Regions from separate parts of the Homo sapiens genome. Here region 2 is linked to region 1. Evidence: read pairs that join two places in POLR2A ChIA-PET (ENCODE). Cell type or tissue: B cell. All regions are shown on one strand.

Region 1 (8,000 bases):
TGAATTCTTTCTGCTGTCATTTCATAATTCTAGTGTATTAAAAAGAGATGGGGGCTGGGCACGGTGGCTCATGCCTGTAATCCCAGCACTTTGGGAGGTCAAGGTGGGAGGATCACTTGAGGCCAGGAGTTCAAGACCAGCCTGAGCAACATAGCAAGGCCTCCTACAAAAAATTTTAAAAATTAGCTGGGCATGGTGACACCCACCTGTAGTCCCAGCTGCTTGGGAGGCTGAGGCAGGAGGATTGCTTGAGCCCAGGAGTTTAAGGTTGCAATGAGCTTCAAGTTTTTATACCTTCAATCATACCATTTGTGGCTTAGGAACCCCTAATATATTACATGGAGGGTAATGTAGACACCAAGAAAATGATTGAAAACAATTTATGCCTAAATACATTTGTATTCTTCTTTAGAGAAACCTAGTAGACAAACTAAAAGCTACTAAGCAAATAAATCAAGGTACTGTATTTTACAAAATGACTCAATTTATGCATCATTTAAAGAGTGTGGATCCCTTGGGAACTTTAAACATGGTTGCATTAGTTAAACAGTTGCTTCATTCAGATCCCTCTAGGAACTTGGGCAGCACAAGGGAAGGGGGGCCTCTGTTCCTACTGTGTGGTCCTGGTGATCTGTGTAGGTATCTTCTTTTACCGGGTTAAGTGATAAAAACGGTGTCTTGTGCTCTTTTATCCAAGTCCAAGGAGCATCTTTGTGGGTGTGGGGTTGCAATTATACCTTTCCTCCCTGGGCTGAATCCACAAAGAAGAAGAGAAAAATAACATTTCTGGAGACCTGGCCAAGCCCTGGAATAAAATGGTTGCCTGAGAGAAACTGCAAGTTTGGGAGGCGGGGACTCTTTTCATTGTAACCAAGAGTGGAGTCCTCCATTTCTTTTTCTTTTTTCTTTTTCTTTTTTTTTTTTTTTTTTTTTTTTTGAGACGGAGTCTCACTCTGTCGCCTAGGCTGGAGTGCAATGGCTCAATCTCGGCTCTCTGCAACGTCTGCCTCCTGGGTTCAAGCTATTCTCCTGCCTCAGCCTCTCAAGTAGCTGGGATTACAGGCGCTTGCCACCAGGCCCAGCTAATTTTTTGTATTTTTAGTAGAGATAAGGTTTCACCATGTTGGCCAGGCTGGTCTCGAACTCTTGACATCAGGTGACCCACCCACCTTGGCCTCCCAAAGTGCTGGGATTACAGGTGTGAGCCACCGCGCCCGGCCTCCTCCATTTCTTTTACTTTCCTTTAGTCAATAATGGAGACAGTGAAGGCATAAAAGTGTTCATGCTAAAGACCATTTTGAAAATCCAGCCACTTCCTGTCTGTTACACTCCAGCTGCCTATGTCCTCATCGTGTAATGGGAGGGTCACTCTAGAAGAGGAATGGGCCACCGACTGTCTAATGTGACCATCCTCCTGCTGAACTTGGGGAAAATGTCACTTTTTGCTCTGAACCCAGACCTAACCTCTGGATCTTGCTCTATGCCATGCTCCAGAAAGCCACCACTATCAATGTGAGTTGCCACAAAAATTCAATTTTTTGTTTAATAGACTTAGGATCTTCAGTGAAACTTATGGCCATCCCCAGTGGTCACTTCCATCTCTAACATCTCACGACTTTATGAAAATAAAACAACCAGCTATCATCAGGGAGAGAACACAGAGTTAGGAGTTAGTGGATAAGGGTGAGGGTCATGGGTGAGTTACTTCCCTTCTCAAGCCCCCTACTCTCTCCTTCAGATCTACATGTTACTGTCTCAGGCCAGGTTCCCTGACCATCCTGTTTGCAGTGACAACTGTTGCCCCCCACCTCTAAGTACTCCCTACCCCACTTCCCGTTTTATATCTGATCATTAGCATTTGTGATGGTTAATTTTATGTTTCATCTTGACTGGGTCATGGGGTTCCCAGATACTTGGCAAAACGTCATTTCCAATTCTGTCTATGAGTGGATCACCCTCCTCAATGGGCTGTTGAGGGCTTTAAGGCAGAGGAAGGGAGAATTTGGCCTTTTTTTTTTGGAGACAGAGTCTCACTCTGTCACCCGGGCTGGAGTGCAGTGGTGCGATCTTAACTCACTGCAACCTCTGCCTCCCAGGTTCAAGCGATTCTCCCGCCTCAGCCTCCCAAATAGCTGGGATTACAGGCACATGCCACCATGCCCAGCTAATTTTTGTATTTTTAGTAGAGATGGGGTTTCACCATATTGGCCAGGCTGGTCTCAAACTCCTGAGCTCAAGTGATCCACTTGCCTCGGCCCCCTAAAGTGCTGGGATTACAGGCGTGAGCCACCTCGCCCAGCCCTGAATTTGGTCCTTCTTTTCTGCCAGATGACTTGAGCTGGAATATCACTCTCTCCTTCCCTCAGACTGCAGTTTACATCATCAGCTCCCCTGGTTCTCAGGCCTTTGGACTCAGATTGAATGATACCCCTGGCTTTCCCCAGCTGCCAGCTTGCAGATGGCAGATGGTGGGACTTCTCGGCCTCCACAATCACATAAGCCAATTCCTTATGATAACTCTCCTTCTCTTTCTCTCCTCTCCCCTCTCTATTTTGAGCTGATTATTTTGGGAAACTGCAACCACAGGAGAAGCTCTGAAAACAGAGTGGAAGTTACCTTATCATCCACATTACCCCAGGAGGACAGGATGACTCTAAGTCACTGGAGACAGTTATCCTTTATTGATGGAGAAGGCACTGACTTAAATCTCCATAACAAATCTTACTCTTATTTGCCAGTTTTTCCTGAGCATAATCAACTTTCCCTACACCCTTCTTTTTGTTTCAGCAGACATGGCATTTAAGTGTGAGTTCAAAGCCACCTCTTTGAAATTTACCAATTTCTCTGGGTATCTCCCTGTATACTACACGAGGTATACATGTTAATAATCTTCTGTTTATTTGTCTCTTTTTAATCTGTTTTTTGTTACAGTGGCCCATCCCAACTAAGAATTATGAAAGATTGAGAGAAAATTATCTATTTCCCTACATTTATAGTAATGTAAATAGCATAGCCACTCTGGAAAATATCAGTTTCTTAAAAAGCTAAACACTTGGCCAGGCACAGTGGCTCACATCTGTAATCCTAACACCTTGGGAGGCCAAGGCGGGCAGATCACCTGAGGTCAGGGGTTTGAGACCAGGCTGGCCAACATGTCAAAACCCCGTCACTACTAAAAAATACAAAAATTAGCTGGGAGTGATGGCAGGCGCCAATAATCCCAGCCATTCAGGAGGCTGAGGCAGGAGAATGGCTTGAACCTCGGAGGCGGAGGTTGCAGGGGGCAAAGATCGCGTCACTGCACTTCAGCCTGGGCGGCAGAGCAAGACTCTGTCTCAAAAAAAAAAAAAAAAAAAATAGGCCAGGCACAGTGGCTCAAGCCTGTAATCCCAGCACTTTGGGAGGCCGAGGTGGGCAGATCACGAGGTCAGGAGATCGAGACCATCCTGGCTAACACGGTGAAACCCCCTCTCTACTAAAAATACAAAAAATCAGCCGGGCGCAGTGGCAGGCGCCTATAGTCCCAGCTACTTGGGAGGCTGAGGCAGGAGAATGGCATGAACCCGGGAGGCGGAGCTTGCAGTGAGCCGAGATTGCGCCACTGCACTCCAGCCTAGGCGACAGAGCGAGACTCCGTCTCAAAAGAAAAAAAAAAATTCTGATCCCCGAATGCTCAGGGAGACTGATTTGAGTAATAATGAAACTCTGGTCTCCCACACAGACAGCTCTGCATGAATGACTCTTTCTCTGTAGAAATTCCCCTATCTTGATAAAACAGCTCTGTCTAGGCAGTGAGCAGGGTGAACCCGCTGGGCAGTTACAGCATGAGGCAGCCTTGTAGTGATGGCACAGTTGTGTATCTCGATTGTGTTGGTGGTTACAGGAAGCTACACTCGTAATAAGATTGTATAGAAGTACACACGTGTGTGCTTATAAAAACAATGAAATCTGAATCAGCTCTGTGGAGCATTTCAATGTCAATTTCCTGATTTTGATTTTGTACTGTAATTATTCAAGATGTTACCACCACTGAAGGAGGCTAGGTATAGGGTACACTGGGCCTCCCTGTACACTTTCTTTGAACCTTCTGGTGACTCTATCATTATTTCAAAATGAAAAGTCAAAAAAGAAATTGTAGTTGGGCTCTCAAGCTTAGCGTGTGGTCAGTGGGGAACCACACGGGTTCAACATGCGCATCGAGAAGTGTTATTTCTGTTCGGGGCCCATCTACCCTGGCTATGACATGTTGTTCATCCACAACGATTGCAAAGTGTTCGGATTTTGTAAATCTAAATGTCATAAACACTTTAAAAAGAAGTGCAATCCTCGCAAAGTTAGGCGGACCAAACCATTCCAGAAAGCAGCTGGTAAAGAGCTTACAGTAGATAATTCATTTGAATTTGACAAACATAGAAATGAACTTATCAAATACCAGCGAGAGCTATGGAATAAAACTATTGATGCAATGAAGAGAGTTGAAGAGATCAAACAGAAACACCAAGCTAAATTTATAATGAACAGATTGAAGAAAAATAAAGAGCTACAGAAAGTTCAGGATATCAAAGAAGTCAAGCAAAGCATCCATCTTACCCAAGCCCGTCTTGCAGGCAAAGGGAAGGAGTTGGAAGAGAAAATGGTACAGCAGTTACAACAGGATGTGGACATGAAGATGCTTCTTAAACATTTCTGTAACCATTTATTTTATGGACATTTGAAAATGCCCTTTGGAGACTTGGAACTGCTAAATTATTAGTTTATTTTTTACATAAGTTCATTTAAATGAAAAGTGATTAAAATATATCTCTCCTACACTGCCATCTACAAAACACAAGATATTACGGATGTTAGATTGCATCTCAGTATTAAATCTTCACTGATATGTGTACTTATGTAAATCACGAAAATTCTACTTATAACTGTAGAAGTGAATTGTGGACGTAAAATGGTTATGTCATCTGGATAATGGACTAGACAGCATTTGTATAATCACTAATGGCAAAAAATCATGGCTAGTGATGTATAAAATAAAATATTCTTTGCAGTAAAATATTCACTTTATTAATGTTATAGAAGGGGGGAGACAACAAGGAACTAACAATTTGTATGACGGTGTCAAATATTTTGATTTTAGTATTTCCTGTTTTGGTTTATTTGCATCTTAGAAGAGCATAATGACATTGTTTGATGAAGCCTAATTATGCTGGACTGTTTCAACTTGGTTTAACCTTTCTGATAGGTAGTTGTGGATGTTTGGGATGAGAACTGAATAATCTTTGCCTGGAGTGACACTACACTCTAGAATTTCCACTTTGGAGAATACTCAGTTCTAACTTCTGATTCCTGGTAGAAAAAACTTTATTTTTCTAGCCTAGCAATGATCTAGAAGCAGAGGAATCCTAGTGCCTTTTAAAAGTTATTATGTGGTTTTCTGTTAAAAAGCTCCTGTTTTTGGAAAGTAGAATTTATGGATACAACATCTGCTCATTATTTGCACATAAAATAAAACCATTTAAAAAGAAAAAAATTATAGTTGGACATAAAACAATGTTTAAATTTAAAATTACCTCAGGATATAGACATGCATGGAACTAATATTTTATACATAATCTTAACTTGCTTTTGTCAGTGTATCTACTTGTAAATGTGTCTCACCATTCGGTTCCCTGTGTTCTGTTGCTGAATATGGTGTTATAGCACTTCTGGTATGATAGCCGTGGACTGTTCTCTGATTTTCTCCATTTTTTGCTAATGATGTGTAACTATGACATGTGGACAGTACCCGGATTGCCTGGTTTGATCACTATGGCTACTTATGTAAGCATCTCATGGCAAATCTTGTCAGAGCACATATAGATTCTGTGAATCTGCATGGTCAGAGTAAGCTTGCTCTCTTTGGGTGGCTGGAGGGTTATGAATATTTTTCACAACTGTCACTTCCTGAACTTGACCTTTGGTATACTTTCCAGATTTGCTAATGCATCTGCTATGCTTGAGGCATGGCTTTAAAATAATATAACTTTTTCGGCCAGGTGCGGTGGCTCATGCCTCTAATCCCAGCACTTTGGGAGGCTGAGACAGGCGGATCACTTGAGGTCAGGACTTCAACACCAGCCTGGCCAACATGGCGAAACCCTGTCTCTACAAAAAATACAAAAATTAGCCTGGCATGGTGGTGCATGCCTGTAATCCCAGCTACTCGGGAGGCTGAGGCACGAGAATTACTTGAACCCGGGAGATCATGCCACTTCACTCCAGCCTGGGCAACAGAGCAAGACTGTCTCAAAAAAAAAAAAAAAAAATTGGGCCAGGTGCAGTGGCTCACGCCTATAATCTCAACAGTTTGGTGGACTGAGGCAGCTGGTTCATTTGAGCTCAGGAGTTGGAGATCAGCCTGACCAACATGGGTGAAACCCCGTCTCTACTAAAAATACAAAAATTAGCCAGGCGTGGTGGTGCATGCCTATAATCCCAACTACTTGGGAGGCTGAGGCACGAGAATCTCTTGAACCCAGGAGGCGAAGGTTGCAGTGAGCTGAGATCGCACCACTAAACTTCAGCCTGGGTGACAGAGTGAGACTCCATCTCAAAAAAAATTTATATATATATATATAAAGATTATATATATAAAATATTATGTATATAATATATATATAACTTTCTCAAAGCAAACGATACCATTTTGATCTCCTATTATGTACTAGTTGTTACATATGTTATCTTATTTAGAACTTATACTAATCTAGTGAAATATGTGTTTCTTTCCTTGTAGAACATAAACAAGAGAAATTATTTATCTGAATAAATGTTGTTCCTAAGCACCGTTATTCCAGCAATGCTGTTGTGCTTCACAGCCCTGTTAAACGTGTCTTTTAGGCTTGTTTTCTGACTCTGTAGCACATCCTTTTGACTGCACTCAGTTGTGGAAAATTTTGATCTTTTTAAGTGTAGGCATCTGTAGTCCCAGCTATTTGGGAAGCTCTGCTGGGAGGATCCCTTGAGCCCAGGAGGTAGAGGGTACAGTGAGCTATGATCGTGCCATTGCACTCCAGCCTGGGTGACAGAGCATGACCCTGTCTCAACAGCGTCTCAACAAAACAACAACAACAACGAAACCAAACCAGCCAACCAAACAAAAATAATAAAGTTTAGAATTTGTCTACCTACTTACCTACCTACCTGTATCTATCATCAAAAGTAATTCAGCACAAATTAAAATAAGGAAGTATTTTTAACTTACAGGTTATAGAATGCATTTCCAATGCCACCAAAGATGCAGAGAACCCTCTGTATTGCTGGAGAAAGTGTGAATTGCTACTACTTTTTGGAAAGCATGTTGACAATATATTATGTCCACAGCCTTTAAAAATGTTCACACCTTTTAATGAGTCATTCTACTTTTAGGCATGTATGATATATTTTGAAAACTTTGTAACAATTGACATCCACTGCAGCCACAGTCTAATGGAGGGAAACGGAAACCCAGTCCACCACCTACACAATCTATTCCAACCCCAATTTACCATAAGGTTTTACTTCTGTTATGACTTTTTGCATGCATTTTTTTTAACACGTTGGCTTTCTTGGGAGGGTAAAGTTTTTTCAAGAACTAAGTGTATTTTCAAGAACCCAGCACATAATAGATGCTCTGAATAAATTTTATTCACCAATTTTATTCACTGGCTTACCACGAGCCAGTCCTGTACAGACATTAATTTATTTCAAGACAACCCTATAAAGTAGGCTTTTCTTTCATATTTTATAGGTGAGGAAACTTGAGGCAGAGAGAGAATAAGTAATTAGCCCAAGGTCATACAGCTAGTAAGAAGTGGGGTAAGGTGGGAAGCCAGGCAACCTCTCCTGAGCTCTAGGCTCTTAACTGCCTCTCCAGTGTGAGCAGACAGTCACAAAATGTGCCAGGACTGCACCAGTTGATATACATGTTAATTAAATAAACATGAACCCAGGACGACACTGATAAATAATCATGAGAAAATTAGAGC
Region 2 (8,000 bases), 180 kb before region 1:
CCCTTGCTAAACTAGTCCAGAATGGGCAAGTGACCTAATTTTGGCACGTGAGACCTGAGGGCACTGTACTGGGGCCCTTGGGTGAGAAGTTCCACGGCCCCTAAGGAGCTACAGAATAGGCTCTTATCTCCCCCCGACACTGATAGGTCAGGAAGTGATACCCAGAACTGCTCTGGCCATCTTCCAGCATCCATATGAAGCTAATAATGAAGGTTTCTGAGAGAAGAGATGGCAAGAACCAGCCCAATCCTTTCTTGACAACATTAAATTGCTCAATCAACTGGGCCTGAAGCCTACTAATGATTAATGATGACGCACTACTGTAGAGATGTTTTGAGTCACAGCTTTCTGTTCCTTGTAGCTCAAAGGATCCTGCTACAGAAGGTGACATTTTTCTTAAATAAAGAAAAAAAACCCAATCTGATTTGTATGACAAAATGTTAATACTGTAATTGTTAAACTGAGGAGATAGATATATGGGGCTCATTCTGTTCTCCCTTTTTTGTTTATGTTTGGTAATTTTTGTATTAAAAAGCAAGCACACTAAACTCCCAATTCCAAAAGACTTATTTGTGAGATAGAGTTAAAGAGAAGCAATCATGAAAAATCATTCTTACCAAACTTCCCATGAGCTTAGAATTTTGCAGGAAACGTGCTGTTGGGAAACGCTTTGGTTTCTGTGAGGGACAGAGTTGGGAAAGGACTATATTCTTTATACCTTATCACTTTCTGATGGCCAGATGGTCATTGACAGGAATCGAATGGCAACGACGGGTAGTAAGCACACAGCAACAGCCAGGATGATAGTTAACCAAATGTATGGCTGTCTCAGAGCGTTTGAAGCTGTGCCTGTAAAGAACATGGCAAATGCATCACTGTGGTTCTTTTTTCCTAAGAACATAGTTAATATTTCGCCAGGTGTGGTGGCTCATGCCTGTAATCCTAACACTTTGAGAGGCCAAGGTGGGTGGATTGCCAGAGCTCAGGAGTTCGAGACCAGCCTGGGCAACATGGTGAAACCCCGTCTCTACTAAAATACAAAAAATCAGCCGGGCATGGTGGTGTGCACCTGTAGTCCCAGCTACTCAGGAGACAGCAGAATTGCTTGAACCCGGAAGGCGGAAGTTGCAGTGAGCCGAAATTGTGCCACCGCACTCCAGCCTGGGTGATAAAGCAAAACTCTGTCTCAAAAATAAAAAATAAAATAAAAAAAAGAACATAGTTAATATTTCATAATCTATAAATAGATCATTTATGGTAAAGTTTTACAACTGGATTGGCCTCCCCAAAATATCCATTATGGCTCAAAGAACAGACATTTTAAAATCAGACTAAGCAAAGCAAAATTGGGAAGGTAAATTATTTGAAACAAGGCAAATTTACATAAGTGAGCAAATAAGGAAAAAAAGCACATTTGTTGACATTGCATTGATTAAAAATGCAAAGTTAGGTGATCAAGACTTCTGACTTTTTTTTGAGATAGGGTCTCACTCTGTTACCCACGTTGGAGTGCAGTGGCGTGATCATGGCTCACTGCAGCCTCAACCTCCTGGGCTCAGGTGTCCTCCTACCTTAGCCTCCTGAATAGCTGGGACTACAGGTGTGCGCCACCACGCTTGGCTAATTTTTGTATTTTTTGTAGAGATGGGGTTTCACCATGTTGCCCAGGCTGGTCTCAAACTCCTGAGCTCAAGTGATCCACCCATATTGGCCTCCCAAAGTGCTGGGATTACAGGCGTGAGCTACCACATCTAGCCCCAGTATTAGGTTTTATGGGAAAGAAAGAATAGGCTTTTATCCAGCCTTTTAAGTCTTAAGTTATCTAATTCAACACACGTACAGCGCTATTGTAAAGCTATTTTAATTTGTCTTCCTCCCATCATGTTATGCCCTTTCAACCCACCATCACCATTTAATTTCCAGACAAGACATTAATTTTCACTAGCAATAATAATTTGTATATATTTGTTTTGTTGTGCTTTGTTTTTTTTGTTTTTTTTTTGAGACAGGGTCCCGCTCTGTCACCTGGGCTAGAGTACAGCAGTGCCATCACGACTCACTGTAGCCTCAACGTCCCAGGTCAAGCAATCCTCCCACTTCAGCCTCTCCAGTAGCTAGAACTACAGGCATGTGCCACCATGCCTGGCTAATTTTTTTGTATTTTTTGTAGAGATGGGGTTTAGCCATGTTGTCCAGGCTGGTCTTGAACTGCTGGGCTCAAGCAATCCACTTGCCTCGGCCTCCCAAAATGCTGGGATTACAGGTGTGAGCCACTGTGCCCAGCCATTCCACCTTGTATATTTTATTACTTAACAGAAGTTATGTCAAAATCTAAACTAATGACATTTGTCTGTACATTTATTTTTGGAATTTGGAAATACCAACCTGTAAATTGAAATGCAGATGGAAAGAGAACATGTATTCCAGCACTATGAAAGTCAAACATGATGCCAAAATAAAGTGCAATGCTTCCAAAAATTGAAAAAGCATTCACAAAAGTCCAATAAGAAGTATCCAAGCCAATCTGTTGGGAAACCAGAGAAAAACAGAGCACTCATTTTGGGGAGTTAGCAAGAAATAAAGGATCTAACAATCCTGAAAACAGAATTCAGCAAGTTAGGCATGATGTGGCTTGAATACTGGACCAGAAACTAAACCATCCTTGACTCAGGCAAGAAATAGAAAATGTGCTTGGTATAAGAGATGAAAATAGCATTTATATTTTGTAAGTGGCACAGGTGCAGTGGGAGTCAGGTGGATGTGCATGCCACCCTATATACAGAAATATAAGTAGGTACCAATAGACACTGAATACGGCCAATGAAAGCCACGTACCTGGAAATTGACTGTTATTACAAGAGCAGAGGCAATGGTGACGGCAAAAGACTGGTAGTCGGAAGGTGCCTCTCCATCCTGCCCTACGGTTTGCAGATAAGCTCCAAGAGGTATGAAGAAGAGGATCATCGATGTTAGGACCCCATGCAACAAGCTTACAAAGAATCTCTTATAGTTGAATAGTAAGTCTCTTTGTCCCACTATGTATAACCCAGGGAATCGGAGGCTCAGTTTGTCACTCACATCCTTAAGGAGAAAACAAAATGATGGTATTTTATTCATCAGGTCAAAGCAGTCAGAGATATGTTATAATTAATATCTCACAAAAAGTTGCAGCCTGCTGTTAAATTTTAGGAAGGCAAAAACTGAACAAGATAATCGATCAATCCTGCAATATTTGTGGTGTGCAGAGCTCAACCTCATTGCTTAGACCACCATTACTTAATATTTAATTCAGAGAAGGGCTAGGTATAAGTTTATTACTTTGCTACTTATGGAAAGAAAACAAATTAGTAATGTCCAAAAATATGTAGGGAGGCTACTGTTTTTACCTCCTGAGTGAATATATATTGTTGCAAATCCTTTGGGAAAAAATTTTCTCATACAAGTTGATGAGTTAATTATAAATTATTACTTTTTAGTCTTTATAGTGCTTCTTTCTTTTTAAGAATTGGTATTAGATAAAAATATGCACTAGCTACATAAATTTTGGAAAGGATTTAAACTGACTTTAAAATGAGTAAATTATTATTGTGGAGACATATTGGACTCTCGGGTGCCTTTTTTTCCTTTTCTTTTCTTTTTTTTTTTTTTTTTTTGGAGACAGGGTCTCACTTTGTTGCCCAGCCCGGAGTGCAGTGGCACAAACACAACTCACTGCAGCTTCAACCTTCCAGGCTCAAGCGATCCTCCCACCTCATCCTGCCAAGTAGCTGGGACTTCACAGGTGTGCACTACCATGCCCACAATTTTTAAATTTTTCTGTAGAGATGGGGTCTCCCTATGTTGCCAGGGCTGGTCTCAAACTCCTGACCTGAAGCAATTTGCCTGCCTCAGCCTCCTAAAGTGCTGGGATTACAGGCATGATCCACCATGCCCTGCCTTCAGGTATCTTCATAGTAAGCTCTTACTGTCTAAAAGGAACATAACAAATATGTGTGCCAATGAATTCAACCCAGTCACAGAAATCCTCTTTTCTCTTTTTTTTTTTTTTTTTTTTTGTCTTAGAGATGGGGTCTCACTTTATTGCCCAGGCTAGACTTGAACACCTGGGCTCAAGTCATACTCCTGCATCAGCCTCCCGAGTAGCTGGGACTACAGAGAAATCCTCTTTCCTTATTACAAAACAAGAAGCACAGCCATGACCCTTGATGCCTGACAACAGAATTATAATAGGGTTTGATCAGAAAGAAGTAAACACCAGAAGAATGCATTGAAACGTTTGCTTGGGACTTCTCTAACGCATTCTCATCTGTCCAGAAGTGTCCCTGCTTGTGCGAGGCTCCTACCTGGTCGAGCAGCCCCATGAGGAGCACGGGCAGGCTGGTGTACAGCACGTTGTAGAGGGTGATGAACCAATCCTCGTATGCAGTCTGTGAGGGGATGACAGAGGCTCCATGTCACCAACAAAGACACATGCCAGCCTAGTTAGCACATACTCATCTGCTTCCTTTATTTAACATTTTGTTTGTTTGTTTGTTTTAATAGAGATGGGGGTCTTGCTATGTTGCCTAGGCTGGCCTCGAACTCCTGGCCTTAAGCGATCTCCCCATCTCAGCCTCCCAAAGTGTTGGGATTATAGGCAAAACTCTATGCACCTGGCCTGTTATCAATATTCTTTTTTTTTTTCTTCTGAGACAGAGTCTCACTCTGTCGCCCAGGCTGGAGTACAGTGGCGTGATCTTGGCTCACTGTACCTTCTGCCTCCCAGGTTCAAGTGATTCTTCTGCCTCAGCCTCCCAAGTAGCTGGGATTACAGGCACACGCCACCATGTCTGGCTAATTTTTGTGTATTTTGTTGAGACGGGGTTTCACCATGTTGGCCAGGTTGGTCTCCAACTCTTGACCTCAGGTGACCCGCCCACCTCGGCCTCCCAAAGTGCTGGGATTATAGGCGTGAGCCACTGCACCCAGCCCTGTTATCGCTACTCTTAATGTCAACATGAAAAAATAACCAAAGATAAAGATAAAAACATACAAGCAAATCCCCTCCTTTTTTTTTTTTTTTTTGAGACAAAGTCTTGCCCAGGTTGGAGTGCAATAGCGCAGTCTCGGCTCACCACAACCTCTGCCTCCCAGGTTCAAGCGATTCTCCTGCCTCAGCCTCCCGAGTAGCTGGGATTACAGGTGCCTGCCACCACACCCGGAAAATTTTTGTATTTTTAGTAGAGACCAGGTTTCACCATGTCGGCCAGACTGATCTCAAACTCCCGACTTCAGGCGATCCACCTGCCTCAGCCTCCCAAAGTGCTGGGATTACAGGCGTGAGCCACCATGCCTGGCCAAATCCCCTCCTTTCTAAGGTAAAATGTTTTTACAGCACCAGAAACATTTAGAGAAGTCATGATCATTCTTAATTATGCCCCAACTGTAAGGAGACACAGCCCCAAAACTACAAATATAGAAGAAATAAATTGTCTTTTCAGAACTAGATTTTTATTCATTTAAGAGCTCTACTTAGTAAATAACAATAATAACAACATTACATTACCTGCGCAGAGTAGCCATTGAAGAAGGAGTACCAGAAATGAACCAAAGTAAAGGCAAAGTTTTTGTAAAAGAAGTATCGTAGGAACTTGCACATCCTTATGTAAGACCATCGGCCATGCACCAGCAGTAGCCTCTGCAGATATCGGAACTGAGCAAAGGAATAGTCACTCGACATGACAGCTTGCATTCCTTCTTGTCCACTTATTCCAACGCCAATGTGGGCAGCTATGGGGCAGAGGGAGAAAACACTGTGGATCATAAACCGATTGTGAGGCAAAACATCAGTTGATAAAAATGGTTCCATAGCAAACAAAAAACAAAGACAGACATTGATGGAACAATAATACAGAAGCTCTTGCTCACCATCCCTCACCCCCAGCTCTTGAACTCAACTCAAAGTCTGAGTTACAAGTTGCTAAACAGAGCACACAGTAGGGCCTCCATAAATATCTGGGAAAGGATCTCATGTGGGTGACGAATTCCATTTGGATTATCTGCCAAGATCACAGCCATCCCTTCCATCCACAGGGTGAGCCCCAGGCACCCATGTGTACACTGTGTCCTTGCCTCTTTGGCAACAGCTGTGTCAGTCATGGGCAGATATGTAATTTGTGGTAGATACTACAAATCGGCTCCCCCAACTTCATTCCATCCTTGTTCTAATTAGAGAGGTGGGAAAGGAAATAAAAACCCTACATTTCCCAGACTCCCTTGCAGCTAGGCTCTTTGTGAATTAGGTTCCACTGTTTAGATCCACTTATGACTTGGAAGCAGAAGTGAATCAGAGCCCAGCATCGCTTCCTCTTTTGGGATTTCTGCAGCAGAGCTCATATCTACTTTCCAGCTACCTGGATGTTGACAGGCAACTATAAAGGCTTCTTAATTTGGAAGCTCTTTAGAGGAACCTCTTATCACTTACCAGAAGAGTAGAAGCTCTTCTGGTAAGTGACCCAGCCTAGACCCTGCTTCTGTAGACCATCCAGAGCTTTTGAAAGTACCTAGTCCCCTGTATGAATCTTTTCTTGCTTAAATACCAACTGGGGTCTGTTTCCTGTGCTAAACCCTGACTGACAGAAAACCCAAGCTGAGCCAGTCTCTCTCTTGATATTCTGGAATTAGAAGTCAGTTATTTTGTGTCTAGAATTTTAAGGTCTAAATTCTTGAGGTAAGAAATAGTTATATTTCTTTCTCTCTCTTTTTTTTTTTTTTTTGAGATGAAGTCTCACTCTGTCACCCAGGCTGCAGTGCAATGGCGCAGTCTTGGCTCACTGCAACCTCTGCCTCCTGGGTTCAAGCGATACTCTTGCCTCAGCCTCTCGAGTAGCTGGGATTACAGATGTGCGCCACCACACCCAGCTAATTTTTGTAGAGACGGGGTTTCACCATGTTGTCCAGGCAGGCCTTGAACTCCTGAACTCAGGTGATCCACCTGCCTTGGCCTCCCAAAGTGCTAGGATTACACACATGAACAACTGTGCCTGGCCGAAATAGATATATTTCTTCCTGAAGATTTCTAAGGGGCAGAGAAATAAAGTAGTGGGGAGAGAGGGGTGGGGAGGAGGGAGAGAATGGAGGGAGAGAATGGGGGGAGAGAAGAGTGGGGAGAGAAGAGTGGGGAGAGAAGGGAGGGAGGGGAGAGAGAGAAGGAGGGGAAGAAGGAGGAAAGGGAGAGAGAAGGGGAGAGAGACAGACAGACACGGGGTTCCTGGTGCAAATCTATGTCCTTGTTCCAGTATCTTCCTGAGGCCTGGCTTCTTCTTGGACAACAGGAGGTGTTTAAATAAATTTACTTTTTTCTTTTTTTTCTTTTAAGTTACAGGATACCTGTGCAGAACGTGCAGGTTTGTTACATGGGTATACGTGTGCCATGGTGGTTTGCTGCACCTATTGACCCATCCTCTAGGTTCCCTCCCCTCGTCTCCCACTCCTCAAATTTAATTTTTTCTTAAGCTAGCTTTGGTTGTTCTCCAATACTTGTAATCAAAAGAGTTTTAACCAAGAAACTATTAAACTTTCAAAGTCTTATTCATGGCCCTCTGGGACCTTAAGACATTTTTTTTTTCTTTACGGGGGAAGGTTTCCAGAATATATAAAATTAAAGTCACAATTTTATTTATGCTTCCAATAGTCATAAATAACACTTTCAAATTAGAGAATGATTAGTTTTGTCTGGGTCTTAAAAGTAACGAATGTGAAGATAGACAAGATCATTTAGAAAAGATATGTTGGAGAACACAACCTATCATTGCTCAGACCCTGAAAAGTGGCTGCAATGCTGCGGCGTTCCAACTAAAAAGAAGCTTCAAAAATCCTGCCCTAGTTACAGAACACAAGGTCTGGCAAATTCAAAACATAACTGTAGTGATGTATCCAAACCTACGTTTTCAGTAACACTTCTAAAAAAACAGAACAAACTGCATCTCATATAATATTTATGTTCTCTTTGAAAACACACA

Evidence for each region. Peaks named below come from ENCODE experiments on the same cell type or tissue, not always from the same donor. Only the 100,000 strongest peaks of a DNase experiment are listed, where the experiment ranks them.
Region 2: POLR2A ChIA-PET joins it to region 1 with 6 read pairs; 4 of 35 experiments call an interaction of 5 or more read pairs at or near these places.

The regions. Positions count from the first base shown.
Region 1 is chr18:57,834,287-57,842,286 of GRCh38, forward strand. It overlaps the pseudogene RSL24D1P11. Among named protein-coding and RNA genes, the nearest start is that of ATP8B1, 35 kb to the left of the region's middle. In B cell, no CTCF peak of the experiment used is centred here; a DNase peak (open chromatin) is centred at 3,775; H3K4me3 peaks cover 670 bases; H3K27ac peaks cover 1,489 bases.
Region 2 is chr18:57,649,649-57,657,648 of GRCh38, forward strand. It overlaps ATP8B1 (ATPase phospholipid transporting 8B1), which reads right to left. Exons shown (of 28, transcript NM_001374385.1): 23 at 5,546-5,769; 24 at 4,344-4,427; 25 at 2,836-3,081; 26 at 2,386-2,524; 27 at 719-849. All of the region lies in intron 2 of ATP8B1-AS1 (ATP8B1 antisense RNA 1), which reads left to right. Among named protein-coding and RNA genes, the nearest start is that of ATP8B1-AS1, 23 kb to the left of the region's middle. RefSeq lists an enhancer at 136-285. In B cell, no CTCF peak of the experiment used is centred here; no DNase peak of the experiment used is centred here.